2 separate regions of the Homo sapiens genome follow, and region 1 is linked to region 2. Evidence: read pairs that join two places in POLR2A ChIA-PET (ENCODE). Cell type or tissue: A673. All regions are shown on one strand. Links, peaks and the distances in the headings refer to the core of each region. The heading gives the core; the rest is flanking DNA. Region 1 has its middle 58 kb from the start of FAM124B. Region 2 holds the start of MRPL44 (mitochondrial ribosomal protein L44).

Region 1 (16,034 bases), core at 8,571-11,070, 380 kb before region 2:
TTGAACTCCTGGCCTCAAGTGATTCGCCCTCCTCATCCTCCCAAAGTGCTAGGATTACAGGGGTGAGCTTTTTTTTTTTTTTTTAGTGTTATGGTTTGGAGATCCATTCATGTTGCTGTATGTGCAGCTAGTTCCCTCCTTCCTCTCTTCTTCCTCCTGTACAGTGTTATAGTATATATGTGGTGAACATTTTACTTATCTGTTTCATTTCGATGAGCATCTTTATTGTCTCTGACTCCTGGAAACCGCAATGCTGTATTCATCCCACTAGTACTTGGTACCTTGGGCATCTGTGAGATAACTTTTCTGGCCTATAGACTCAGGAGTAGAAAAGCTGCGTGTGAGGATATTGGTGTGCTCAATTTTACAAAATCTTGCCAGACTGTTCTCCAAATGAACACATAAACTATGGTCCCACTAACAGTGCATAATTCTTGTTTTTTCACGTCTTTGTCAAGAAATGATTTTATCAAAATTCTAAATTTTTGGCAATCTGATGGGTGAAAATAGAATCTCAGGGTTGTTTTAACTTACATTCTTCTGACCCTAGAGAAGGCTCCGTTTTCTTCTCTGAACTGCATTTTAATATTCCTTGTCCAGTTTCCTATTGAGTATCCCATTTTTCTTCCTCTCTGATTTGCAGGCGTTCCACTGATAGAGCAAAAGTGCTGTAACTTGTCTGATTACTTTCTAGTCACTTTACAGATGGACTATGAACCATTTATGTCTAAGTAAATTGAGACAATTTGTTGCCCTACCATGACCATTAATTTAAATGCTGGGGGAGAAGATCACAAGGAGGAAGACGTTCAGTTAGAATGCTTTCATTTGCAAGTGAGAAAATCACAACTCAGAATAATGTAGACACAAAGGAGGACTGTATTGGCTCACCAAAGTTCAGGGTAGGTCAGATTTCAGGCATGGTGGGATACGGAGGTTTAAAAGAGGCCATCTCTTCATCTCTTGGTTCTGCCTTCTGCATTGGCCTTGCTCCTGGGCAGGCTTCTCCCTATAGCACTAAGATGGCCCCAGGCTCTCCAGACTAACGGGTGCTTGTGATTTCCAAGTAAAAGTCAGGGTTTTAGTGTTATTGAGGGAGGAGTTTGTGCTTAAATAAGATTACTCAGGTTCTAATCCAGGTTTGCCAAAATTAAAATTTGATTTTATTAAGTAAAAATTTGGCTTTATTAAAATGTATAACTTTAATAAATTATAAATTTAGAAACCCAGTTCTTCCTTAAGCTTTGAAAATTAAATTATGAATCTTGTCATCTATTTATAACTCTAGCAAGTTTCAAAAATCACTTTTAAGGGTGCTTTTTATAACCTAATAAAATTCCCTTAAACATTTAAACTGTGTTTATAAATGTAATGTATTTTATTTTCTTTGAAATACTTTAAATGCCTGATTAACGCACAAATCTTCTCAAATCTTAGTCTGATAAATCAGATGCATTAAAACTGTACATATGGAGAATCTTAACTTCTCTTCAATGTTTTTATGCCTTTTATGACCTTAGTCAATTTCTCTTATTCCTTTCATTTTAAAGATTCAAGCCTAAATTAATTACTCAAATGCCCTTTTACATTGGAATGACTAGACTAATCTGTTAAGTAAGCAAATTCTCTTAAGCATTAACAGTGTTTATACTACTCAATGTGCACAGATTGTTTTTACTTCTATACTTAATGAGGCTGCATACAACCAGCAGTCTTGGTTGGGGCATAGATCTGGAGTAACATAATGGGAGGGTATTTTTTGCACCATTCACAGGGACAAATAGAACCTTTTTTCATGGCCATTAAGCCAAGAGGGACTTCAAGTCCATGCCTCTCAAATGGAGTGGTCTTAAAGGCCTCTTAAAATTATACATTATCTAATTCTGAAATCAGATTTGATCTCAACACTTGGTTGGGTTCAACTCAACCAACAATTAACTCATTAATTCTAATTCTGAATTCTTTTCATATCCCTCCTATTTCGTAAGACCAGGACTCTAATAATTTTGTAAACAAATTTCACTGGATTCTCTACATCTCTAAAGGCTCGGTCAGGCTTTGCAATCACAAATCCAAAGTCATACTAAAGACTAACACTCCGTTGCATAAAAAGCCACTTTCCAGGCATAGCTCCCAGTTCTAGGTGAGAGAACTCACTTGGTTTTATTTGTGTCATGGGCTCATTTCTGAAATAATCTCTATATTCTTGGCTATGAAATATTTGGAATGGCCTATCTCAGGAAAAAGTCTTTCTCTTCTTCATGATGGCATTGGGAAAAAAACACATATTTAACATGCACTTTTATATTTAACTAAACATAATTACATATAAATATATGTGTGTATATCCTGTAGATAGTTATAAAGGGCATAAACTCATGACACAAAGATATGTATCTATTCTGTTTTTAAGGGACAGATGTTGAATTTTATCAAATGCCTTTCAAAAATAATAAAAATGGTCATATTAATTTTTTATAATTTATTAAAGTGGTAAGTTATATGAAATTTCCTAAGGTGAAACTTCCATTCCTAATATGAATACCACCAGGTCATCATGTATTATTGCTTTCAAGTGCTGATAGAATCGTCCGACTAATATTTCATTACATTAACATTCAGAATTGAAATTGCACTGTAATTTCCTTTTGCATTGACTCTCTGTGTCACGTTTTGGTATCATATGTAACTTCAACTTTTAAAAAGGACCGTTTTCTCTCTACTCTATGCTCTGAAACAATTTAAAAAACACTGAAATCTGTTCCTTAAAATGTTGACAGAACTATTTTTCTCCCTCATTCTCTCTCTGTCTTCTCTTGCAATTTTCACTATGTTCTCTATCATAATTTGTTTAGAAGTCTTGTCTTTTCTGCAGCCTCTTTTGGTAATCCATATTTTCTGAGAAGATTATTAAGTAAGCAAACTCTCTTAAGCATTCACAGTGTTTACATTACTGTCATTTGCTTGAAGTTGAGTGAAGTCATTTGCTTAGATTTGAGTAAAAAGTGTTTTACAGTTTAAAAAAAAGATGTCCTTGAGTTAGGCTATTTCTCTATCCTCATTCTCATTTTATTTATGTGTACTTTCTACCCTTTTCTCTTGATTAGATTAAATCAGAGTTCCTCAATCTTGGCAGAACTGACATATTGGGCCAAATAATTCTTTGTTGCAGGGTACTGTCCTGGCATCATAGGGTGTTTAGCAGTGTCTTTCATTTCTACCCCAGATGCCAGTGGCAACCTCTTCCCCACCCCTGTGACAACCAAAAATATCTCCAGACACTGCCCAATGGCCCCTGGGGTGGGGTCTGGGCAAAATCACCCATGTTGAGAACCAATTGACCAGGTAATGATTTACTTGTGTGTGTGTGTGTGGTTTTTTTTTTTTTTTTTGGAGATGGAGTCTCGCTCTGTCGCCTGCCTCAGCCTCCCGAGTAGCTGGGACAACAGGCACATGCCACCACGCCCGGCTAATTTTTTGTACTTTTAGTAGAGATGGGTTTCCACCGTGTTAGCCAGGATGGTCTCGATCTCCTGACCTCATGATCCACCTGCCTTGGCCTCCCAAAGTGTCAGGATTACAGGCGTGAGCCACTGTGTCCGGCCCGTGTGTGTGTGTGTTTTAAATTTTCATTTTGTTTTCGAAGAACCAGCTCTTGGATTTATTTTTATTCCGTTATTTTTCACTCTCCTGATTTGTTTATTTTTCCTTTTATCTTTTTTTATTTTTTTCAGGCCTTCTATGGATCCATTTTCTTTGTGTTTGTGTTTGTCTAAATGCCTGGGTTGGAGCCTCATTTATTTATTACCATTCTTACCTGTCCCCTGTGGTGTCAAGAGAGATGCAGGGGGCTTCTGCATCCCCTGACCCATAAAGATCTTTCTGTATCATACAAGAGGTCACTGACTTGTCCCACGAATGTTTCCGCACTTCGCAGAAGCTTATGGTTTGCCAGCTCTTCCCGAGGTTCCCAGCTCTTTCCATCATATAATCCATCATAGAGTCCCAAATCCAAATTGTGTAATTGTGTTGGGTCTGATTTAGGACAACCACATTGTTGGCTGGTAATTTTCTTTCTCTTTTTTATTCTACAGATGGGCTCTCACTAAGTTGCTCAGGCTGGTCTCAAACTCCTGGGCTCAAGCGATTCTGACACCTCAGCCCTCCCAGTAGCTGGGACTATAGACGCAATCCACTGCGCCTAGCTGGTTGGCTGGTAATTTTCAATATGTGCACTTTGCAGAAAAGTGACTTGCAGTGTCACTTGCTTAGGTCAGATCACAGATCATCACCCTGTTCTTTATTTTTACCAACTAAATAGTACGACCATTAGTTGTACCATTAGTTGAAGTATTATTTCTAATAATAGAAAAAAGCAAACAACAGATCCTAATTAATGATTTGAAATGATGCTTTTCTTTCCACAGAGGTCTTTCATGACTGATGAGTTCCACCAGCCTGGAGGCCCCGTGTTTCTAATTGTTGGAGGTGAAAGCACTGCTGAGAGAGCTTGGCTGTCCAGGAGAGTTCCCTGATGGAGAATGCTAAGAAACTGGGGGGCCCTCTGCTTCTTTGTGGAACACAGATTTTACAGAAAAAGCAGGCCAACCTTGTACGTTTATGAGTTTTTGTACTCCTTCTTTAAATGAAATAACGCTGACTGTTCATGTTCTTAAACATAATCTCACGTTCAAAGTCTAAACTTGAAAAGACATTTACAGTGTCAGTGTCAAAATTCTCTCCTATTAGCACTGAAAGGACTTGAAATGAATGAAATTTAAACTCTGAAAATAACCCACCACTCAGAGGCAGTAGTGACCATTTTATTAAAAACTGTTTGTCATAGTTAAGTGTAATGTCAAAGTTTTGACTCACAGCAACACAGGAGCAGGATAAAGAGTCTAGTTGTTCAGGATTTTACTCTTCCATTCTGGTATTTTTGTGTATTGTATAGTGGGAAAATTTGATTTTTAAAAGAACTTACTTATAATTAATATCATTAAATAAAATCAAACAAAACCAATTATAAAGGGCTTCTAAAAGTTGTAAATATATCAAACTTTAGTGCACTGTCTTTAAATCTCATTTTAACAAGAAAGCATGCATTGCTTTTCATAACCTCAAGAATGCTATTAATGTCAGTAAAATGGTATCTTTATTGTATGAGTCACAATTCTTGGGACAGTTTAGCAGTGAAAAACTATTAATAATTTATGTTAATAGTATAGGTCTCTTTGTAGCTTCAAAAAGAATGAGATTTTGGAATTCTAAGTCACTAACTTTTGAATGATATGGTAATGTCCAGTAATCTCACTAGTTCTACATTTTTCCTTAGAAACTTTGATTTGTGTATGGCTGTGGGTGTTACTGGAATTTTGATAGTCTATAGAAAGTTTCAACAGTAGATATTCTATATTATTCTGGAACAAACTTGTATTGACCAAATTTACAACTTGTATGGATAAGGTCAGAAACAACAGCTGATTCAAACTGTTCATCTAATGAATCTGGAAAATATCTAAGGGATACAGTAGATGGTTTGGGGTGGAGGTGATCTTGAAACTATTAAAAAGAATATCAAAATTCCAATAACACACACACACACAAATCAAAGTTCCTAAGGAAAAAGGTTGAACTAATGAAATTATTGGACTGTTACCACATCATTAAAAAGTGAGGGACTTAGAATTCCAAAATCACATTCTTTATTTGATGAGGCAACACTTACAAGCCCTGAGATGTTTACAGCACTCTTTCCTTCCTCATTTGCTGTAGACAATCCTTTATGTTCCAGGTCCCTTCCTCTCTCATGCCAGCCCTTCCCTCCAATACCCAAAGAGGAGAACTTCATGTTATCTGGGAAAGAGATTAGGTTGATCCAAATAAAGAACAAATTCTGTGGAGAGAGGGGGAAAAACATCCTTGAGTTGGGGCCAAGGAACAAGCATGAGGATTTGCCTTCTGCCATGAGTAAAAGCACCCTGAGGCCTCCCCAGAAGCAGATGCTGCCAGGCTTCCTGTCCAGTCGGCCAAACTGTGAGCCAATTAAGCCTCTTTTTAAAAAAAATAAATTATGCAGTCTCAGGTATTTCTTTGTAGCAATGCAACAACAGCCAAATACAGAAAGTTGGTACCACAAAGTGAGGCATTGCTGTAAAAATACAATGAAATGTGAAAGCAACTTTGGAACTGGGTAATGGGCAGTGGTTGGAAGAATTTGGAGGGCTCAGAAGAAGACAGGAAGAAGAAGGAAAGTTTGGAACTTCCTAGAGACTTGTTGAATAGTTTTGACCAAAATACTGATAGAGATATGGACAGTGAAGTCCATGCCGAGGAGGTCTCAGATGGAGATGAAGAACTTATTAGAAACTATAGTAAAGGTCACTTTTGTTATGCCTTAGCACACAACTTGGCTGTGTTGTGCTCCTACACTAGGAATCTGTGGAACTTTGAATTTGAGAGTGATGGTTTAGGGTATCCGGTGGAAGAAATTTCTAAGCAACAAAGTGTTCAATGTATGGTCTGGCTGCTACTAACAGCATATGCTCATATGTGTGAGCAAAGAAATGATCTAAAACTGACATATTTCAAAGGGAAGCGGAGCATAAAAGTTTGGAAAAGTGGCACTCTGGCCATGCAGCAGAAAAGAAAAGCCCATTTTCAAGGGAGGAATTCAATAAGGTTGCAGAAATTTACATAATTAAAAAGGAACCAAGTGCTAATAGCCAAGACAGCAGAGAAAAGGCCTTGAAGGCTTTTCAGAGACCTTCATGGCAGCCCCTCCCATCACAGGCCTGGACGCCTAGGAGGGAAAAATGGTTTCATGGGCCAGGCCCAGGACCCTGACTGTGCAGCCTTGGGACACAGCTCCCTGCATCCCTGCCACTCCAGCTCCAGCTGTGGCTCAAAGGGGCCAGGTACAGCTTGGGCTGCTCCAGAGGGTGCAAGCCATAAGCCTTGGTGGCTTCCGCAAGGTTTTAAGCCTGCAGGTGTACAGAGTGCAAGAGTTAAGGCTCAGGATCCTCTACCTAGATTTCAGAGGATGTATGGAAAAGCCTGGGAGTCCAGGAAAAAGCCTGATGCAGGGTAAGAGCCCTCATGGAGAACATCTACTAGGGCAGTGCAGAGGGGAAATATGGGAGCCCTCATAGAATCCCCACTGGGGCACTGCCTGTAAGAAGAGGGCAACTGTCCTCCAGACTCCAGATTGGTCGATCCACTGACAGCTTGCACCATATGCCTGGAAAAGCTGCAGGCACTCGACACCAGCCCATGAGAGCAGCTGCGAGGACTGAACTCTTCAAAGCCACTGGGGCGGAGCTGCCCAAAACCTTGGGAGTGCACTCCTCACACCAGTGTGCCCTGGATGTGCAACATAGAGTCCAAGGAAATTATTTTGGAGCTTTAAGATTTAATGACTGCCTTGCTGGGTTTCAAACTTCCCTGGGGCCTATAGCCCCTTTCTTTTGGCTGATTTCTCTCTTTTGGGACATGTGTATTTACCCAATGCCTGTACCTCCATTGTATCTTGGAAGTAACTAACTTGTTTTTGATTTTACAGGCTCACAGGGAGAAGGGACTTGCTTTGTCTCAGATGAGAGAGACTTTGGACTGTGGATTTTTGAGTTAATGCTGGAATGAGTTAAAACTTTGAAGGACTGTTGGGAAGGCATGATTTTATTTTGAAATGTGAGAAGGACATGAGATTTGGGAGGGACCAGGGGTGGAATGATATGGTTTATATCTGGGTCCTCCCACAAATCTTACGTCAAATTGTAATTCCCAATGTTGGAGGTAAGGCCTGGTGGGAGGTGGTTGGATCACAGGGACAGTTTCTCATGAATGGCCTAGCACCATCCCCTTGGTATTGTCTCCACGATAGTGAGGGAGTGCTTGTGAGATCTGATTGTTTAAAAGTATGTGGTACCTCCCCTGTCACTCTCTCTTGCTCTTGCTCCTGCTCCTGGCAAGTGAGATGCCTGCCCTCTCTTTGCCTTTGCCATCAATTAAAGCTCTCTGAGGTCTCCCTAGAAGCAGATGCCACCATGCTTTCTGTGCAGCCTGCAGAACCATGAGCCAATTAAATATCTTTTTTTAAAAAATAAATTACCCAGTCTCAGGTATTTCTTTATAGCAATGTGAGGACAGCCTATAATACAGGGAGTAAATATAGAAGATTATAAAAACAGAAAGAAATGTTACTCATAATCTGACCTACAGAGATAATTGTTGCTAAAAGCTTCATAGACATTTGTTTGCTCTTTTTCTATGGCTAAATGTGTAGATTTTTTTTCCCAAAACAGAGTCAAACTGTGTTTAAAGTTTAGATCTTTTTTCCCCTAATGACATTGTTGTAAGTTTTTTCCCATAACATTAAATAGCTTTCAAAACCATGGTTTACAAAGGTGTCATAGAAAATATATTCTCTTCAACAGATGAGTTAAATTCATATAACCATTCCAATGATTATTGGATATTTATATTCTTTCTTCTTTTCACGATTGTGAATAACCCTGCAGAGAACATCCTAGTGCATGAATCGTTTTGTGCATTTCTGTTTGTTTGTTTTAAAGGGTATAATTTGTTTCATTTAGAATAAATTTTGGTTGTAATAAGACCCTAAATAGCAGACAGAATTTTTTTTGTCCCCTCACGTAAAAATTCAGAAATAGGCAATCCAGGCATGTACAGACCTCAGGCTGCTTCTAGCATTTTTATGATTATTAGTAGTACTACATTTTTTTCACATGCTCATTGGCTATCTGCATTTCTTCTTTGTGAATTGTCTTTTTATATCCTTAGCCCGTTTTTTTGAGATATGCATTCAGCAGCTTGGAGCATTACACTGTTTGAAATTATTAGGTCTAGCAAGGAGAGGGGAGGGTGAATTGGTTTTTTGGGTGTTGAGGATTAAAGACAGACTTCACACAAATAACACAAACAACAGGCTTCCGTAGGATTATAGGAAGCCCCACTGAACAACAGCTCAATGGTAAATTGCTCTTTCATTCCTTCATACCTTAGGAAACCCAAGCTCGTATTGGCTTAGTCTGGATATTAACAGGCAAACCAGAAAGACTGTGAAATACTCTCTACACAATTAACCATGGATTCTCTGAATTCTTGGAAAACAATGAAGCAGTGTCAATTTATTTCTTTTAAGTATGAGCTACCCTTGGAGTGAAGCTGCTAAGTTCATTACCTCATTTCAGTTTGCACAGGGCAAGACGAAAGAATGTCTTGTGATAGGCGACCCTCTGGAGTTTCTAACCTGTGCTGAGGATGGGAAGTCCATACTGAAAATGAGACTTGAGAAACGATAGCTCCTTCTGCTTTCTCCTGCCTGCATTTAGGTGTCACTGTTAACCAGAATGCTCTTCTGGACATCTTTATTAAAATATTCAAAGTTGGGGGAATAGATCTCAATGTGCCTTCCACACTTGCATTTTGGCCTCATTAAGCATGTGTCAAGTAGTCTGTCATTCCTCTCTATCTGTTGTCATAAACAAAGAGTCTTGTAGAGACCTGAGTATTTCTAGCCTCCACTATCTCAGCAGCAGGCAAGCCTTGGCCAATCTTGCCAACTTCTGAACCACCATGGCAGAGAAAATGGGACTTGCTGACAACCTGTGGGTTGTGTTTGGTGGTTCTTGCGCAGGATCCCTTGAAGTGTGGTTGAGAATAAAATACTCCAAGTTGTTTGCTGCAGTCGTGGACAGCAGTGCATCACTCTTAGCAAAAGTTGATTTTTATGGTGAGTACACATTTAATATAGAAAGATAGTTCTGGAAGGGGATGACTCACTTGATAAGTTCATTGATCACCCTCATGGTCATCCAATAGCACCTGTGCCTACCTCCAACCTCATTATGTGATAATAGCTCCATGAGAGACACCCAGGCCACACATTGTTATTTAATGGACAGTTATTTATCCATTTCTAAGAGTAACTGATTGGGTTGCCTTTAAAGTGGGTTAGCTCAGTTGTAACTTGAATAGTGAAGTAAATAATAATCCAGAATTTCCAGGTAAATGAAAGAAAAGTTCTTGTTTTTGATAGGTATATTTTTCTAATTTCAGAATTTTCTTTTAATTCTTCTCCTTTCTATAACCTACAATAATTAACTATTTTATGGAAAATTATATACAATTAACATCTTGGATTTTGGGAGGTGTATATGGCTAAATACCTATCATTTACATTCAACTGGGAAAGGCATAAAACTTTTAATCGGAGAGACACTTCTGAGACAGGTAATTTCAGATGCACTTTAGCTAGCATTTGCTTTAATGGTAAATGTTTCCATGGTGAACAAGCATTAAATGGCATACAATTTCCAGTTTCTATAGCCTCACTATAAGCTTATTATCTTCTGAGTCTATAAGGTCCCCAAATAGAGTCTTTGTTTGCTCTTTCTTTTCTTTTCTTTTTTTTTTTTTTTTTGACAGGGTCTTGCTTTGTTGTCCAGGCTGGAATGCAGTAGTGTAATCATAGCTCAGTATAACCTTAAACTCCTGGGCCCAAGGGATCCTCCTGCCTCAGTCTTCTGATGGCTGGGACTTCAGGCATGTCCCACCACACCTGACTAATTTTTTTTCTTTTCTTTTTTTTGTAGAGACAGGATCCTGCTCTGTTGCCTAGGCTGATCTTGAACTCCTGACCTCAAGCAATCCTCCTGCTTTGGCCTCCTAAAGTACTGGGATTACAGGTGTGAGCCACTATGCTGGGCCTCTTTGTTTTCTTGCATGTTTTAGAAATCACTGTGTCCCAGTTGATTGATTAATTAGGACTTGCAGAACATAGCTTTGCTTCTCTGCTCTCATATTGACTTTTTGTTCCATCCTGAAAAAATAATTAAATTCATCAATTCCTAGATCTCTATATTAAGGAAAGTTCAAAGAAAACTTAAAAGAAATTAAATTGTTCTGGTGCTTGAATTATCAAAATTAAGTCATATTAAATGACCATGTTTAATTTTTTTTCTGTATTCTATACTACCTTGAAGTTGTGCAAAATTCTCTGGCTGCACATAATAGTGAATGCCCAGAAATTGTGGCAGGCTTCTGACATCATGGTGGAGATGCTGAAAAGCTCAGCAAACCATGATGAGCTGACGAAAGATTTCAAGTAAGTGAAAGTTTGTGCATGAGAACACAGAGATTGTGGGCCCTGAAAACCTGACATGGACTTGGATTTTCCACCATTGTTAACATTTCCTTAAGTTAAGGCCTGCTGCTTTGAGGTAACTTACAGAGGTTTATCACTATCAAAGAATTTTGATAGTTCATCATTATCATGTAGTAGATATTGAATAGATATATTTTTTGGTTGGGTGTGGGGTGAGCTCAGAGAAAGAGATGTTGGATTTCACAGAAGGAAGCTCAAGGGAGGTACACAAGAGTAGGTGCCATCAAGGGACACCTTGAAGTCCCCAAGAGAGGAAGGAAGGACCCTGGACCCCAGCCCATGCAATATTCTTCTTAGCTGATAATGTAAGTGTTTTGGATAATGTGAGGTCTTTGGGCTGTTGAAACCATGACACGTTTAAAGGAGTCTCTTTTACACCAAGCACAAGTATCTTTTACACTTGGGGTAGGTTTTCCTCCAGCACAAGAAGGTCTTGTGTTTGGTTGATTGCTTTGTGGAGTTTAAATGAGAGTAAAGGAGTTTCTTATCAGAAAATAGGAGAGTTCTACAGAAGAAAAGAATGTGAGAGATGAAAATAAGATATAATTAAAGGATATAAAACAATGGTTCTCACTGCCTTCTTGAAGACTGATCAGATACTGTTTTGGGAGATAGTCCCTCAAAGGCCATTCATAGTTGTATATTTTAATGGGTCTTAGGGTAAAGAAAAAAAAGGAGGGGTTAAGAAACAGTTTCTTACTAGGCCAAATATGAAAGAAGGGTCAAGAAGACACTTCTGGGACTGTCTGAGGACCTGCTTTGTTAAATGAGAATTTTGCTAGTTACGAAGGGACCTGAGGCACAGAAAACTTACATTCAGATTTTTTCAACCAATAGTCACACTTTTGTCCCTCTCTTGGTTTCCCAAGTATTAATTTTGATAATAAAATTCATCAGTGTGGCAGGGAGCAGAGGGAGAGACAAAGGGAGGTCATTTTCTTAAATTACCCTTTCTAGATGGTCAAGGTCACCAGGGGGCAAATTGGAGGTTCTATATCTTGGCAGAAAAGAGGGCTGTGATTTTTGAGGGAGGCTTATCAAATAACCTGGGTGTTGTGATCAGCTAGATTGTACATCAAATTAGAAATCACTTAAAAACACAGAAGATTTAGGTACAGAAAGTCTACAACAGGAAAAAACGAAACAAAACAAAACTTCAGTGCATTAGAAGCTCATTCTCAAAGTACTTCATGACTGTTCTAGAGAACCACTCTGGTACCTAATACAACAGGATCATTATGGGTAAGCGTTTCTTTTATTTACTTATTTATTTATTTCTTGAGATAGAGTTTCGCTCTTGTTGCCCAGGCTGGAGCGTAATGGCGCGATCTCGGCTCACCGCAACTTCTGCCTCCTGGGTTCAAGCGATTCTCCTGCCTCAGCCTCCTGAGTGGCTGGAATTACAGGCATGCACCAACATACCCAGCTAATTTTGTGTTTTTAGTAGAGATGGGGTTTCTTCATGTCGGTCAGGCTGGTCTTGAATTCTCGACCTCGGGTGATCCACCTGCCTTGGCCTCCCAAAGGGCTGTGATTACAGGCGTGAGCCACCACACCCGTTCAAGCGTTTCTTTTAATCAGATGAAGTTAAGTTTTACAATCTCTTTAAAACAGTGTCATGACAAATTAAACCTCTCCAAGTGAGAGCAGTTTTTAACATATGCTAGCATTTAAGGCATAGTTTCTGGCTACTTCTTTTGGAATTCCTTAACACCTGACTTCATGTATTGCAAATCCAAGAGTCCTATTGATCCTTTCCTTAGAGGCTCTGGATTCTAATAAGATCCAGAATATAGGTTTCATCCCTATGTGCTCTGCTTGTGCCATGAAAGAACCTCTAACCCTATCAACTATGAAGGGATTTATGAAAATCTAGCAGCTCTAATAAGAAACCTGCTGAAAATACACAGTCAGCCAGTGGTGAGTCAACAGCATACCTCAACTAAACACTGTGCAGGATGAAGTGTTTTTGCATAAGCTGTACCAGGTCTTTCAGGCATGGAGACGCTATCTTGAATCATGATGGTTGTGCCCTGAAGGTTATAACACCCCCCTACCAGCACCTCCCTTGTCTCTTCTAGCCTACCCAGTGTCTATTGTTCCATGGAATTCTAGAAGCTGGACCTCACAGGGGTCTTAGAGGACACACTGTCCAGTTCAGAGGTAAGAAAACTGGAGCCCAGAGATGTTTGGTCATAAGATTTCAAGATGGCTAATTGGGGTTATGAATGAGGCCGGGTGTGGTGGGTCACACCTGTAATCCCACACTTTGGGAGGCCGAGGCGAGCGGATCACCTGAGGTCAGGAGTTCAAGAACAGCCTGGCCAACATGGTAAAACCCAGTCTCTACTAAAAATACAAAAATTAGCTGGGTGTGGTGGCAGGCATCTGTAATCCCAGCTACTCAGGAGGCTGAGGCAGGAGAATGGCTTGAACCTGGGAGGTGGAAGTTGCATTGAGCCGAGATTGCGCCACTGCACTCCAGCCTGGGCGACAAGAGCAAGACTTTGTCTCTAAATAAATAAATAAATAAATAGAAAAAAAGAATGCAATCTGTGACCAGGAGACAGTTTGTCCCCACATGTGAAGGACACAATATTAAGCTGTGACTATGTCATGAGTGCCCTGACCAAGCCTGTCTATTGCAAATCCACGGGGAATTTAGAAACTTGTGGTAGGGAATCCAACTTCTAAAAGCTGATGCTGCTTTCTAGGAGTAAATTCTATTCTGGGGAAATCTGAAATCTCCTAGTGTGAAGTACGCCTGAACATGGAATAAGATTTCAGCTTAGGGGGAGGGGACAGCATCAGGTAGTTCAAACTTTGAAAAGTCGAGAAGCATCCAACACCACCAGCCACTTCCAAACACAAAGTCCTCTGGGATAAAGGTGGGATCTGGGTCAGAATGATGAAACCATGTGTTCTAGGCCAGACTAGGTGGGAATCTCAGGGAAGCAGTGGGGAACAAGACATAGTGAGCACAGGGTTAGAATGGTATAAGGGCTATGGGCAGAAGACAGAGCTTTTCCTTCCTCCCAGTAATCTAGGCATCATTATTACATGACATTTGGGCTCTGTAATATTTGTACACACGTGTACACACACATGCAAACAGTAGTGCTTGTCTTTACAGAAAATTTGCATTGTGTTGACCAAGGTAATTGGAAAGATAATTATCTTTTAACATTTTCATTGTTTGCATGATTATAAAAAGGTCTAAACTATTGAAACATTAATTTTTTTTTTTTTGAGACAGAGTCTCACTCTGTCACCCAGGCTGGAATGCAGTGGTGCAATCTCAGCTCACTGCGGCATCCACCTCCTGGGTTCAAGCGATTCTTCTGCCTCAGGTTCCCAAGTAGCTGGGACTATAAGCACACGCCACCACGCCCAGCGAATTTTGTATTTTTAGTAGAGATGGGTTTCACCATGTTGGCTGGGCTCTTCTCGAACTCTTGACCTCAAATGATCTACCCGCTTTGGCCTCCCAAAGTGCTGGGATTACAGGTGTGAGCCACCACGCCCGACCTGAAACACTAAAATTTAAACAAAACTACATTACTTCAGAAATAAAGATAAATTTCCTCTAATCTCATCCCTAGAGACAATCATTGTTAAGAATCTAGTGTCCATTCTTCTTTCCAGAATTTTTTCTATGCATCTGCTATGATAAAATGAATGTATATACACATAAATGCCATAAATGCACGTATCATTTTGTACAGGAATGAGAAAAGGACATAATATTGCTTTAAATTTTCCAAAACACCAGTACTGAATGCCTACAAGAATAGAAGTTTATTTCCTTTGGTATGTTTTCTTTTCACATTTCTTTTAATGGAAGCAAAGTAAAATATTAAAGGAAGCTCAGAAATAAAAACTAAAAGCCTAACTCTAGAATAAGCCTAATAAAAAATCACATTTCTACAAAACCTTAATGAGGAAGGCAAATGAGTCTCATTCGTAGTAATGATGAAAATAGTTAAGAGGTAACTTACTGAATTTTAATTTTGTGTCCGACCCCTTTCTGAGCAATCTTCCCACCTCAGTCTCCCAGATAACTGGAACTACAGATGCAAGCCACCACACTAGGCATAAATTAATTTAATTAGTGTATTAGTTTGTTTCACTTTGCTATAAAGGGATACTGGGTAATTTATACAGAAAGGAGATTTATTTGGCGCATGGTTCTGCAGGCTGTACAGGCATGGCACCAGCATCTGCTCAGCTTCTAGTGAGGCCTCAGGGAGCTTATAGTCATGGCAGAAGGCAAAGGGGGAGCCAGAGTATCACATGGTGAGAAGAGCGAGAGAGAGAGAGGGAGGAGGTATTACACTTTTTTAAACAACCAGATCTTGCCTGAACTCATTACCGCTCATTACCTTAGGAAGGGCACCAAGACATTCATGACGGTTCCAGTCTCATGGCCAACACTTCCCGCTAGGCCCTACCTCCAACATTGGGTGTCACATTTCAACTTGAGATTTGAGGGGACAAATATCCAAACCACATCAATTAGTGATCAGGAAATCTAAAAAGTAGAGAGCAAACAGACATTTATAGCAATTTGAGATTACTGATAGAGTAAGTAGTTGACAATGTCCCAAAGTCCAAGAGACCATGATGATTGGCAGTAGCAGAGCATTTAGAAAAGCATCATTTTAAGGCCAGGTGTCATAAGTTGCATAAACATAATTTGTTCAGTGATAAATATATCACTAAATGAGTGATGGTAGCTTAGATGTGTCACTTCACATTAATCATAAAAACACCAAATTTTTTTAACTTCTCATTTTTAGGGTGATGTTATTTACAATGATATAAAAACACTTTAACAAACATCATT
Region 2 (15,050 bases), core at 349-2,848:
TAATGTGTGATATAACTTGGGAAAAATAAATATCTCCTTACAAAAACCTGAAACTAGTAAAAATATTATCAGGAATTATGACTATTTTTATTTTTAATGTGTGATATAACTTGGGAAAAGATTCTGTTGAAAAAATTATGCCTTTTGAGTCTGTCATTTAAACTTTAACACAAATAAGAAACCAGAAACCAGCTCTATATTTCAAATTAAGAACTTTAGGCTGGGCATGATGGCTCACACTTTTTTTTTTTTTTTTTGAGACTGAGTCTCACTCTGTCGCCCAGGCTGTAGTGCAGTGGCACGATCTTGGCTCACTGCAGGCTCCGCCTCCTGGGTTCGCGCCATTCTCCTGCCTCAGCCTCCTGAGTAGCTGGGACTACAGGTGCCCGCCAACGCACCCGCCAACACGCCCAGCTAGTTTTTTGTATTTTTAGTAGAGACGGGGGTTTCACCGTAGCCAGGATGGTCTCGATCTGACCTCAAGATCCGCCCGCCTTGGCCTCCCAGTGGCTCACAGCTTTAACACCAACACTTTGGGAGACCAAAGCAGGAGGACTGCTTGAGCCCAGGAGTTAGGGATCAGACTAGGCAACATAGTGAGACCTCTGAAAAAAAAAGAAAAAAGAAAGAAGATAAATAGTAATTAAATAAAAAGGAAAAAAAAAGAGCTTCAAAACAGGCTCAGATTTTTAAATCATTTTATATATTTCTAATCCACTCTAATTTATTCCCAAGTGAGGTAACACTCAATGTTGGCTATGAGTATTCTATCGATAAATCTAATGTAGGTATTCCTCTGCTTTACTGGTATTTCTATATCATAACCATTTATCTTCTTTAAAAATGTAAAATGTTCCTTCAAGGGAGCAAAGAATGTAGAATGTGCACATCAAATAACTATAATCCTATTTGTTTTGCTACTTCTGAAATATATTTAACTACTTCCTGGAAATTTTCTGACCTAAAATTTCATCTGTGCAATTCAAAGAAGCATCTCCTGAAAGTTTAATGCATAGCAACTGCATTTACTAAATCAGATTCAATCGGCAACTGCATTTACTAAGTCAGATTCAATATAAGCTGATTTGAAAGTGAAGACCGAAACCAAATTAAAGAAAAACTAGTGAAGCTACACAAATAAAACAACAACAATATGAAATAAATTTGCTAAAAAACATCTGTTATGACAATAATTGGAAATGAAACAAAGGTTCTATTAAGTTAAACTTTATAATAATAAACACATACAAATTTGCACAAAGTTTGAGAATCAGAAAAAGTCATCTTGAAGTGAATAACAAGCACAGAATTTTGTTTTTAGTCTAATGTTGCTGGTTTTATCACTGATCACGTTTTAAAAAGTCATTATGTAAAATCTACAAAAACACTACTATCCAATAGTAATCACTGTAGTGATATGGCAAATTACTTCTTACATTTTTTTTTTTAGATAAAAGATCATTCTCCAAAATGTCCCAATCTCATTAAAAATTCTTTTAAAATGTCGCCTGTAATAGCTGTACTATATTCCATCATGTATACGTATCATTTCCCTCTTGTGGAATATCAAATTTATTTCTAATTGTTTTTTAGTTCAACAACTATTTACTGACCACCATGTCCCAGCAACTGTTCAAAGTATGGAGCATAAAGAGGTAAACAACAAACGTCTTTGTTCACAAAATTTGCCTGTAAATCTAAGGCAAACAACCCAAAGTTGAAATACCAAAATCAAAGAACATAAAAAATTTTAAGATGCTTGGCATTTTGTCAAAATTATTCACAGAAATATGGTACATTTTTTTCCTACCAGCAGTATATAAACTGATGATAAAAGATATGTTTAAAAGGTTTGCCAATCAGGTAAGTAACAAAGAGTATCTCACTGTTTTTGCATTTCAATAGATAAAACTTTATACAACACTATCCATTTTCCCCATGTGGTAACTTCTATTTCTTTTATACTTATAAAGTCTTTCGTGATACAAGGATTAGAAAAATATTTACCTAAATTTTAATCTAGCTATCTTAAATATTCAATATTTACATTTAACACTTTAATCTTAACATCTGAGATTAATTTGGGGCAAGTCAACTTTTTACTAACAAAACTAAAAAGCTCTCAACATGGGTTGATTTACACATTTTGATGGATAACTAAGGCCCTTCCTTTTCCAGTTCTAGGCTCAGTTGAAGCTACTGACAAGAATGGATTAAGGTTGAATCTCTAACACGAACAAGTCAACATTTGTACTTCTACACAGAAAAATTTAAGATAACACACTGAAAGTCTATAGCAAATAGTTGGCTGACAAAAGCTATTAGCAAAACTCAGATTCTTCCTAAGCATAACTAGCGGGAAGGGAAGTAGTAAATAATAACCATGGGGAAGAGATTTTTAAAAAATCTTTTCATGCAATTAGAAGTTACGTTAAGGAATCTGAAGAGGTTATGTTAACATTCCTTATGGAATGTGAAGAGTGTTTTTAAGGCTTTGTGAGGAGTCTGTTTTTAGGATTTCCTCAAAGTTATAAAGTTAAGATTAAAATTTCACTAACCAGTATAAGCCAACAAAATACAAAGGCAAAGCTGTGGTGCCACCAGACTGCCTAGTAAGTCTTGATTCAGGAGCTGAAACATTCCTTTTCTTCAGTTCTTCTACCAATAGCCCCATGGGATTTATTATCTTCCACATCTCAAAGAGCTCTTTTCCAGTCATTTGAGTAATTAAGAAGTCCTGCATATAAAAATATAATTTATACATTTTAATTAGTAGAAAGAACATTAGGACAATTCAAAATACATTTTTTACACTTTTTAAATTAGAGAAGCCACAGAGTACATTTTTAACAGAAATTTAAAACTTAATGGGAAACGAAAGACAAAAATGTACTATTCTTTTTCATTCCCACAGTTTTTACACTAATTTTATTGCAAAAATCATAGTTGGATTAAAAAAATTTGCAAGCCCGAGAAACCTATTTCAAGCAGTATGATCTACCAAAATTCCACAGAAGGTAGAATCCTATAATTTTTTTTTTCTTTTTTGAGACAGGGCTTCACTCTATTGCCTAGGCTAGAGGTGCAGAGGCGTGATCACAAGTAGACTGAAACCTCGACCTCCTGGGCTCAAGCAATCCTCCTAGCTCAGCCTCTTCAGCAGCTGAGACTACAGGTGCACACCACCATACTCGGCTAGCTTTTAAATTTTTTATAGAGATGAGGTCTCCATAAGTTGCCCAGCCTAGTCTCGACTCCTGGCCTCAAAGGATCCTCCTGCCTTGGCTTCTCAAAGTATTGGAATTACAGGCATTAGTCACCGTACCCTGCCCTATCTTATAATTTAGAATTATATTCCTACTAGTAAGAAAAAAATTATTTAAAGAATTAACGAATAAAAAGTAGTAACTTCTCATAGAAACTCATGTAAAATGGCACTCAGGGCCTCTAAATAACAATACTTCCTCCATTAATAATGTTTTTAAAAACTCTGCCAGGTGAGGTGGCTCACACCTGTAATCCCGGCACTTTGGGAGGCCAAGGCAGGCAGATCACTTGAGGCCAGGAGTTCGAGAGTAGCCTGGCCAACATGGTGAAACCCTGTCACTACTAAAAATACAAAAATTAGCCAGGCGTGATGCTGCACGCCTGTAAACCCAGCTACAAGGGAGACTAAGGCACAAGAATTGCTTGAACCTGGGAGGTGGAGGTTGCAGTGAGCCAAGATCATGCTACCACTACACTCCAGCCTGGGCAACACGGCAAGACTCTGTCTCAAAAAATAATAAAAAATAATTTAAAAAAATCTTTTAATAATTTCACATAAACTTTTAAAACTGTAGCATACTAGTAATTATTTATATGACGAAGATAACTGAGAAATTATGAACATTCAAAGCAGAATTGATTTTGCCAGTAAAAAGTATTATGTTGTATAGAAACTATGGAAGCAAACATTAATTTCCACAGCAATTTACATATTCCAATTAACTTGTATTAACAAACATTAGTAATATGATAACAGGATGGATGGATGGATGGATGGATGGATGGAGGCAGAGGGAAGAAATTTAAAAAGATCACTTAGTTCATGAAATGAAGTCAATTCATTACAACACTCCTCCAAGCACCAGAACACTTTCAGCTTCATTAATAAAAAATATTAGGCCAGGCGTGGTGGCTGATACCTATAATCCCAGCACTTTGGGAGGCTGAGGTGGGAGGATCACTTGAAATCAGGAGTTCAAGACCAGCTTGAACACCATAATGAGACCACGGCTCTACAGAAAAAATTTAGCTGGGCATAGTGACACATGCCTGTGGTCCCAGCTACTAGGGAGGCTAATATAGGAGGATGGCTTGAGCACAGGAAGTCGAGGCTGCAGTGAGCTGTGATTGTGCCACTGCACTCCAGCATGGACAACAGAGATGCTGCCTCGAAAAAAAAACTTACATCCACTCTCAGTAGGGGATTTTGAAATGTTTTAATGTACAGAGGTAGATATGCCTTATGGGATACGTATATACACATATATAAAAATCACTGAACTGCTATCTGTCATATAGAATAACCAAGTGTAAGGTTAGGAAACACAGCTCTTTCCCATCATCTAAGATATTAGTAGGAATATAGAAAGAAAGCTCAATTTTTCTTAAGTGATTACCTTCTATCGCCTCCTTCTATTTTTTGCTATTTGCTCCTGGTCTTAATAATTAGAGCTTTCTAGTAGGGTTTGAGTTGAATACTCCAATCTCATCTCCCCAGAATAGGGAAGCAGTATGAAGAAATGATGTTTCTAAAATGCACATTTGATCATTAAAAACCTCCCACTTAGAACAACTCCAGCTGTCGCTACACAAGACCATCAAAATACATACGCTGTAGCATGGCTAAGAGTGCCGTTCTAATTTCCAGATGCAGAGATATCACCTGGAGAGCTAGTTAAAATACAAATTCCTAGGCCCTACTCCCAGAGATTATGTACTCTGAGGGGGTGCCTGAGAATTTGCATTTCTATCAAGTTCTCCAGTGATGCTGATACTGATGCCCAAACCACTTTCTTAGTAATACTGTTAGCTCTTCTGTACACTGGCTCTTAAAGGTCCAGACTTATCTCTGATCACTTTGCCAAACGCAATATGATCCAGCCACAAAAAAATTAACTGTAGTTCCCAAGCACAAGCTCATCCTTGACACTGTCTTCCCAAAACATCCTTTTAAGGGGCACAAATCACTTCTGTAAAACCTTTTCTAGCCTTACTAAAGTTGGCTGTTGCCTCCTCTAAGTTCACTCTGCACCTTAACACCTCTAGGAAAGCACTTCCACATTGCATTCCATCTGAATAATGAGCTGTGAGTAGCATCAAATCCTATTTAGATAGCGGCTTCAGAGCTCAGCAGAGTGCCTGGCCCATAGTAAGGCACTCAACATTAAGTGGATGAACAAATGAAACAGGACAATACAAACCTGTCAATTCTACTATAAGAGACATCAAAGCTCAACTTAGACACAGATATTTGAATTATCTATGTTTCATAAGATCTTTACTTGGAACTGTTAAGACGCATTACAATATGGTAAATATTTCCAACATAGTTTCATGACTACCTTGTAGAATTTCAAAATGGTGACCAAAAATTATTTAGAGTTTTAAAACTTACTCCACAGAGTTATAGTTTGGAAATCAAAAAGGACTTTGTCAGAATTTCTATAGAAAAAACTAACTGGGGGGAGAAAGATAGGTCTTACCTATGAACAAAGCCTGAAGTGTCAGTAAATACAGATATTCTCTAACAAAATTATCAAACTTGGTATCAAAACTAAATGAACAGATTCCAACAGCAGGTTTAAAGACTGAATGTCAGTCAGATAGGTGCCTGAATCAAGACTGTTTTTATGACTTAAAGTGATTGTGTGGACTCTCTATTATCAAAAAGTGAACAAAACCTCATGTTTTCATCCAATGGCAGAGGATAAAACTTCTCCCAGTTAATAAATTATAAAAGGACAGTGGGAGTCAAGTTGTACCAATTACATAAGAATCTGAATTAGCTAAGCCACTAGCTAACAAAGAGTTTTACATTAGAGGGACTTGAAATCCAACATTTCATCACTTGGAAGAGCAGACAGCAGCTGGTACTGAAGCACAGGCCTCTGCATAGTGTCCTTTGACTTCACTCATTCACCAAACATCTACTGAGTATCTCTCATGCAGGCAGTATCCTTGGCCCTAAGGATGTAAACTTAAAGATGATATGGCTTGTGGTCCTTCAGAAATCACAACCCACAATTTAATATTCACTTCTGATGATATCCATAATAAGAGACAACTGGAATAATTACAGCCCTTCCATAAAAAACCTTTAGGTCTTTCTCAGTTTTTCTTGGGAGAAAAATTCACTTCCAAGGTGATATATCAAAGAAGTGAATTACAAAAGAATATTTTCCCTTCTGTCTATCTCAAGCATGTCCAATTAATAGTTACGTACCCTGATGAAAAGTGCAGTCCTCTCAGGTCCACTGCTCTGTAACAGGGCTCCAATAACTGCAAAGAAAGTCTGCTGTAACACAGCTGGGGGCACTGGGAATTCTTCACTCAGTGTTAACTGCTCCACAGCCAAGTTTCTAGCCACGTGACACACGACTTCCTCACCAGTGAGAAAGTCAACAAGATTTTTTATGCCTTCAGTGGGCATGTCTGGGTACTCGTCTTCAAGAAACTGTGTAAGGCAAGTCTGTGAAAAAGATGTCCCTTGTTCGGATAGTTCTTGATTACTTTTAAGATTCAGAAGAACAGCTTCTTTCTCTATCCCAAGTTGTTGGCGTTTGGCCTCCTCACTTTTAATATAGCAGCTATTAACAAATGCAGTTTTGAGAAGATCTAAGGAAAAGTTTTCCTGTAACCGATGTCCAAAAGCTTGTATTTCTGCATGGTAATCCCAGTTCGGCTTCTCTGAACTGAAAATGTAAAGACAGTAAGAGATGGTAAAGAGAACAACCTGTTACTGTGATATAAAAATTGTTCACTGTGTTGTAATGTTATTAATTATATAAAGGAAATGAAAGAAGGTTATATTTCTTTTTAATGCCAGGTTGATATTCTAAATGTTAAGACTAAAGTCAGATAAATACTGGCAGTCCTTTGCTATATTCTACATATATGACTGGATTAATTTTCCCTTTGATCCAATTGTCACATGAAATTGGTTCTTCAATATAAAAGACCAAGCCATTAGCCTAACTTTTAGGTTCCTTATTTCTGCTCTAACCATGATACTATGTTTTATACCTAAGTATGAAGCATAAATGTTAATTTCACAGATTCAAGCCATAAACACTAGTATGTTATATTTGCAGTCATCCCTCAATATCTGTAGGGGATTGGTTCCAAGGACTCTCCTGGATACTGAAATTCATGGATGCTCAAGTCTCTCATATAAATGGTGTAGTACAGGCACACTTCGTTTCACTGTACTTCGGTCTATTGTGCTTCACAGATTTATTGCATTTTATTTTTACAAACTGAAGGTCTGTAGCAATTCTGCATGTGCTCACTTTGTGTCTCTGTGTTACCATTTTTTAGCAATAAAGTATTTTAAATTAAGGTACATATATTGCTTTTTAGACACTACTACTGTACACTTAATAAACTACAGAATAGTATAAACATAACTTAGGTATACACTGGGAAACTAAAAAAGTCATGTGACTCGTTTTATTGTCGTGGTCTAGAACCAACCCTACAATATGTATGAGGTATACCTGTATCTGCATATAACCTATGCACATCCTCCTGTATACTTTAAGTCATCTCTGGATTACTTATACGTAACACAATATAAAACCCCTTTAAGAAACAAAGGGAAGCAAAGTATGAAAACCTAGGTTGAAAGTCGTAAGATATACATATAACATATACACCTATATAATCTGTCCAACCCATAAAGTTTCTTCCACCTTTGAGAGCCTAAAATACTTAATCTTATAATAAACAAGGGAATGGGAATTAAGAAGAGATTTTATTTTTTGCTATAATCTTCTCTGTTAGAAGACCGTTCCTACTGGTAGGAGTACAAAGTGGATCAACATTTTTTGGAGGGCAATGTTAAAGTACTAATAGCTTTCAAAATTTCATACTACACATGCGTCCCCTTTACGCGCTGTTACATAGGTTTTAATGGCAATAATATGGAGCTCATAGGCCCATATATACAGAGCCATAAAAAAGAGTGAGGTACATATCTTTGTAATACCATGACAACATGTCAAACACACATTATTAAAGAGAAAAAGCAAGATGAAGGAATTTAAATTATGTAAAGTATGATCTGGTTTGAAGCTATAAAAACCTGTGTCTCTCTCTGCCAAACCTGTTACCAGAACAGCATTAATTAGGGCAAAAATCTAAAGCTAACTTTTTTTCCTTTTACTCTAGACAGCAGAATTCAGGTTGTAGATTAATTTTTTTTCTCCTTAATTTACGATGCTGTGGGCTGCTTTCTTCCCGCTTATCGGAATTCTCAGGCATTACAAACGGGGACTACAACATCCAAGTCCACATAAGGAAGACCCTCCAGTTAGCCCCATTTCTCCCAATTTTCAGTAGCCAAAATCCTAAATGGTAGTTTCAAAACGTCGGGAACAGCCCGAAGCTCTACCGCCCGCGGCACAAATCCATTTTTTTTGCCTCAGGCCCCGCGCCCACAGCTCACGGGTGTCTCCATCGCAAACTTCCTAAGGCTTAACCCAGGGGCGCATCAGCCGCAGACACGACGCCGCGGGAAGAAGACCCAGTGTCTGCGACCGCCACCCTGAGACCTCTTCCCGAGGTGGCTCCTACCGGCGCACGGGCGGCGGCGGGCACCGCAGAAGGCGCTGCCGCTCTAACTCCTTCTGGAAGCGGAAGGCGGCGCGGAATCCCTTCTTCACTCCCCGAACCGGAGGGACCAGCTTGGGGGCGACTGGAGCCAGGAGGCAGCGATGTCCCTGCTGCAGCAATCTTACCAGCCCGGACGCCATTGCACGAGAGAAAACGATGGAAGACGGAACGAAAGTAGTCGGGCCAGTGTCCCCGTAACACACTTCCCCCGGAACCCGGAACGCGGAACGCGAAGAGAAGGCTGGGGCGGAGACAGCCCCCGGGGCGGGGCGACTGAGAGAGGGCAGGGGCGGAGACAGCCCCGGGGCGGGGTGATTGCGGCCGCCTTGAGGCTACGCTTGCGCTAGTTCTCTCCTCTCTTCGAGTTACTTTCCAATGATCCGGACTTGAGGGCGTTTGCGCCCAAAAGTTTCTGGGAGAAGTTGCTTCACCCTGTCACTCTCTTGTTCCTTCCTCTCTCGTTACAGCAAAACAAACAAAAATCTGTTTCGCTTTCAGGTTAAGGAAACATTTAAATCCTCAAAAAAAGAAAACATTTTTAATTTATATTTAGTGTTCTAGGCCACTACTGAGCAAGTATTTACCGAGCTTCTATTTTTGACCCAGCACGCCTCCAAAAGCCTTAGTTTTGGAAACCCTAGACTCAGAAATGTTGGCTTATCCAAAATTAAAATTTTTCTTTAAAAGCAATCTAATAGTACATATTTTTAAACATCCGGAAAATGACTGGAAAAAAACATAAAACGGTAATAGGGGAATTACAGTTTCTTCCTTCTTTATGTTAACACTCTTTAACAATGTAATTCTATTGCTTTCCTACCAAACTGTTAATACAGTACAATTTTTAAAAGAACATATTAAGTCACAAAGGGAGGCTTGTTTGAATTCCCAGTTTTGAGTTGCCTGCTGAACATCTAGACCCTCAAAGGGGCAATGCTTTCTGTGATCTCTTTGTTAAAGGCATCTGTGTCCCCAGCAGTCACCCAGATTGAACTCCTATGTCTTTGATTGTTTTTGTTTCGACAAACCCCCTCTTCGGTGCAGTTTCCACCAAGTGCTTTTTCCATTTATTTCCACTGCAGGTACCTGGTGGCTCTCCTCACCTCTTTCCGTGGTTAGTGTAATTGGCCTGGTACCTTCCTCCCTTCCCCAGACACAGCTCACCTACATTCATCTCTCTGAAACACAGACCACAAAGCATGTTATGACTTAGCCCGAGAATCTTCAGTGCCAGGATCATAGAACTCAATTTGGGTTTCTCAGCTTGACCATTTCAAAAGGGAGAATCTAAATGGTTCATCTCAGCTTATAAAAGGGTTCCCTTTGGGGAGGGAGAGAGCAAAAGAGGGGCTGAGCACACACCAAAAAACAAACTGATGGATTTCTGGTTGAAGGAAATTCTCCAAGAAGGGGTGAAAGGAGGTTACGATTGACCTTCTTGTTTCAATGTATGTAAAGTATTGAAAATTCATGGAACATCAATCCAATAAATGGATTAGGAGAAAATGCAGGGAACTGTCATTTCTGTAGAATTTCATTTATTAGGAAAAATAATCTAAGCCAGTTGTAGCACAATCATGTTAAGTTAAAATGAGGTGTCTCTGTGTTGAGAGTTTCTCAGTCATACAACAACGAGAGCATCATTTGCAGATTAAAAAAATGTAGGTCCTCAAAAGATTTCTTCTACTAATGCCCTTCATGGAACTTAGGAATTAACCAGTTTTTTAAAATCTGCTCATACATTTGTCTATTTATTCAATAAACACATAATAGGAGGAGGACTTGGTTCCAGGATCCAGGCTCAGAAAACTTTAAGGAAGAAAAAGGCCAATGTGTTTTTCAGCCCTCAAAAACCTGATTTTTCCTTTAACCTGCTGTTAGCCCTAATTTGATCAAAGCTCACAGATGTCAACAACTTTCGAGTTTTCATTGGGTTAAGGTCAGGTGGAAGGGTGGGGAAAAGTCACACTTAGGAAGAGGAGGTGAGGCGATTGAGGGTTCACTTTAACCCTTGGGGAACACAACCTTTTGTGTTTTGATGCCAGGGATATTGCTTATATATTCCTTCAATGATGGTGAAGGCAGCTGGAATACGGGGCACAGAAAGATGGATAACAAAGTTAGTAAGCTCTGCTATAGGACCTTCCTGAACAATCAAGCAATTCTGAACCACCTGGGATTACTCACCACTACTTCATAGATTAGCTAAGGAATAACTACCAAATAGTGGCCTTTAATCCAACTCACAAGGAAAATTACAGACAGAAATAATTACCATAGAATGAAAATTACTATAGTTAAAACTGTTCAAAATACAAAATTGGAGTTACTGATAAATATCGATATAGAATCAGTCTTCACCAAAGTTACATCTGTTCAACCTAGCTTTGGAAAATTTGACTTGATGGAAAATTTGACTTGATAGATCTAAAAGCTGCAACAGAAAACTCATGATAGTAAAACTGATTAGCAAAAAGCCTTAGTAAACCTGAGCAACAAATAACATCTTAGGAAATAAATGTGGAAAAAAATTCATGAAAATACATTAAGCAATAGAAACATGAAAATACAATTAGAAATAGGATACTTGTGCTGTATAGAAAATTGATCAAGAAATTTAATTGGTTTCATGGAGCTTATTCCAGAAAACATTTTCTCAAAAAAAATGCATCAATGTTAGTATAATTCTGTTATAAACACTTTAATTCATAATTATGGAAGCAAAACTTTTTTGGTGTGTTAGCGGCCAGCAAGATGGCTCTCAACAAGCCCCACCTCCTGGTACTTACACCCTTGTACATTCCCCTCTCACATTGTGCTGGGATTAGTCTGTGTAACCAATAGACCATGGATGTTTTTATCAATTCTGGGGTTAGGTAATAAAATACATCATAGCTTCCATTTTGGTCAGATACCTTGTATTTCTTGGATTAGTCTCCTGTCAGGAAGTCAGCTGCTATGTTATGATGTTGCCTAAGAAACTATGTGGAAAGGCTTATGTGATGAGTAGCTGAGGCCTCCCGCTAACAGCCATGTGAATGAATGAGCTGTCTTAGAATTGGATCCTCCACTCCCAGTCAGACTTTCAGATGACTGCCTACTGGCCAGCGCTTTGACTGCATCCTCATGAGAGACCCTCAGCCAGAATCACCCAGCTAAACTGCTCCCAAACTCCTGGCCCTCAGGAAATGTATGAGAAAATAAACGTTTGTTGCTTTATGCCACTAAGTTCTGGAGTAATTTGTTACATAGCAACAGATAATTAATACACATAGGGTCAAATCAATTGGATGAAAATGGCAAAATAAAAAATGCTCTATATTCATGAGACTTAGGGGATGGCCTCAGAGTGCTGGTTCTAGATGGAAGCGTGGATTTTGCTAGATGCAGAAGAGATGGAAAGGAGGATCAACATTCCATAACATGCACAAAGTCGTCAGGAATGATGATGACTTAGTAAATTCCGCTCCAAAAAGTGAAAGCTGCCTGACCCTTTAACCCCTGTAGGTATAGATCCCCTTTCCTGTCATTAAGGATACTTTTGAGAAACAAGTTCAGGAAATATCAGAGAAGATGTCAAGCACAGGGTTTCCACTTTACGTGTTCCTTGATGTTTCTGCTAAACTGAGCAATGTTTGGATCTGAGAGAGGGATACCTATTACAGGAAAAGGAATATTTTAAAGGGTTATAAAAATAAGTAAAAACTTGTAATGAGAGGGAAAGTAGAGATATTAGACCACTATGACTATAATATTGAAACTTCACACTTTTGTTTTGCTTTTTAAATAAAGCATTGTAAAAGTGGTTTGAGATTTTTGCAGTGTGATTATTATGCTGGCCTGCAGTGTAAAACTGGGGTAAAATCCAGAGAATGGGTTAAAAGAACTCCTGGCAAAACTACTGAACAAAATTACCAAGTCTTCTTTCCTCTCTGGGATGAAACTGTGTCTCCAGATCTTTTGGCAAGGCCCAAGGAGACGAAGCATGTCCAAAAGCAATAAATCACTGTAGACTTCTTTTTCAGTCTGTCCCACAGATTTAACATGTACTGAACAGATAAACATTGATTAGGTATACATTATAACAACTGCTGAAAGACACTGAAAAGTTTTATAAGTATTTCCTCTTGATTAGAGTTAACCAGATTATAGCCATTAAAAGTTATAAATTTAAAAATCTGGGCTGGCACGGTGGCTCATGCCTGTAATCCCAGCACTTTGGGAGGCCGAGGCAGGCGGATCATGAGGTCAGGAGTTCAAGACCAGCCTGGCCAACATGGTGAAACCTCATCTCTACTAAAAATACAAAAATTATCTGGACATGGTGGTGTGTGCCTGTAGTCCCAGCTACTCGAGAGGCTGAGACAGGAGAATTGCTTGAATCTGGGAGTTAGAGGTTGCAGTGAGCCAAGATAGCACCACTGCACTCGAGCCTGGGTGACAGAGCCAGACTCTGTCTCGGAAAAAAAAAAAAAAAAGAATCTGGATAATCTGGATACTGCATACGAATAAGTTATTCTTTATGAGACTATCATTTCTATCATTATATGGTTTATATCTATTTTTGAAAATACTCAATTACTGAAATATTGCCTTATAATTTACATATGTAACGTCATATTCTCAGTAAGTTATGTCCTACAATCCTCATGATGGCTTTAAAAGACAAACCTTAGACAAATTAAATTTAAGAGTTTAACTGATCAAACAATGATGAATCAGGCAGCCCCCAGAACCAGAACACGTTCAGAAAGACTCCAGGACTGCCACATGGTCAGATAACATTTATGGACAGTAAAAGGAAAAAGTATGTACAGAAAATGCAAATGAGGGACAGAAACAGCTGGTGTCTGCTTTATTTGAATAGGGCTGCCTGTGGTTGGATGAGACTCGGCTACTTTTACAAGAGCAGGTGACAGTCTTTTACACATCAAGTTAGGTTACATATCAAGTTAGGTTCACTGTGTACTGAAAAACCTTTAGGCCAAAATTAAAATATGTACAACGGAGGCTTTAGTCCAAACTTAATTTAACAGTACTACAAGTTAAGTATCAGTATTGCCATAATTGTATCAGTCAGGGTCTTACCAAGAGAACAAAGGCACACCAGATGGTTCCAAGAAAGAAACCGAATACAAAGAACTAGTTACAAAGGTGTTAGAACTGAAAGGCCTAAGAGATTAGGGACAGCAAAACTGGAGAGACAAAGGGAACAGATGGTACCAGAGCACAAGAGTTAGGTGAGCCGAATGGGACCAAGAACCCACAGAGACTGCCTGTTGAGGGCTGCGACAAAAGAGGGAAGCTATAGCCAGTGGGGACTGGAGCCACAGAGAAGGCATACTCCCTAAGCAGAAAGAGTGGAGGAGAAATACCCTGGTTTCTTCTTTCCTTCTACCTTCCAATGTCCCACCACTGCCTCCACCATACAAACTTATCAGGAAGCAAGTCGGTTAGGGAGTCTGGGACATGTAGTTTGCAGAAGTCAACCCCCTGCAATACAGACCAAGCAAGGTACACATAAAGTGGATCTGATAGCAATAGGCAAACGGCTAGCCTGTGATTACACTTAGAGTATCTGAAATGTGAAGAGTAGAAAGTCAAGGCCACATTAGAATGCTGACCCATTAAGCTAACATACCTTACTTCATCCAAATGTTAAAGGTAAGAACTTATTACAATAAATAATATTGGCATTTATGATTATCATCATTATCATTCTTACAGTACAACTATAAAATACTCCCTCAAGGAAGTCTAGCATGACACAGGTATTTAGAGTCAGAGGAGGTGATGGCGGGATAGACATTTAGAGATCAAGGTCCAAGGTAAGGGGCCAGACACAGTGGCTCAAGCCTGTAATCCCAGCACTTTGGGAAGCTGAGGTGGGTGGATCACTTGAGGTCAGGAGTTCGAGACCAGCCTGGCCAACATGGTGAAAACCCATCTCTACTAAAAATACAAAAATTAGCCTGGCGTTCTGGCATGTACCTGTAATCCCAGCTTTTCTGGAGGCTGAGGCAGGAGAATCATTTGAACCAGGGAGGCAGACGTTTCAGTGAGCCGAGAACGTGCCACTGCACTCCAGCCTGGCCACAGAGCGAGACTCTGTCTGAAAAAAAAAAAAAAAAAAACTCCAAGGTAAGAAGCATGAGTTAACAATAAATACT

What was found. ChIA-PET counts read pairs that join two places held together with the same protein. Peaks named below come from ENCODE experiments on the same cell type or tissue, not always from the same donor. Only the 100,000 strongest peaks of a DNase experiment are listed, where the experiment ranks them.
Region 1: POLR2A ChIA-PET joins it to region 2 with 6 read pairs; 4 of 35 experiments call an interaction of 5 or more read pairs at or near these places.

What each region holds. Positions count from the first base shown.
Region 1 is chr2:224,336,479-224,352,512 of GRCh38, reverse strand. No RefSeq gene overlaps it. Among named protein-coding and RNA genes, the nearest start is that of FAM124B, 58 kb to the left of the region's middle. In A673, for the core only: no CTCF peak of the experiment used is centred there; no DNase peak of the experiment used is centred there.
Region 2 is chr2:223,951,443-223,966,492 of GRCh38, reverse strand. It overlaps MRPL44 (mitochondrial ribosomal protein L44), which reads right to left and starts at 9,030. Exons shown (of 4, transcript NM_022915.5): 1 at 8,842-9,030; 2 at 6,491-6,959; 3 at 2,559-2,737. The coding sequence starts at 9,020. RefSeq lists an enhancer at 8,946-9,115 and a silencer at 9,186-9,255. In A673, for the core only: no CTCF peak of the experiment used is centred there; no DNase peak of the experiment used is centred there; H3K27ac peaks cover 1,411 bases.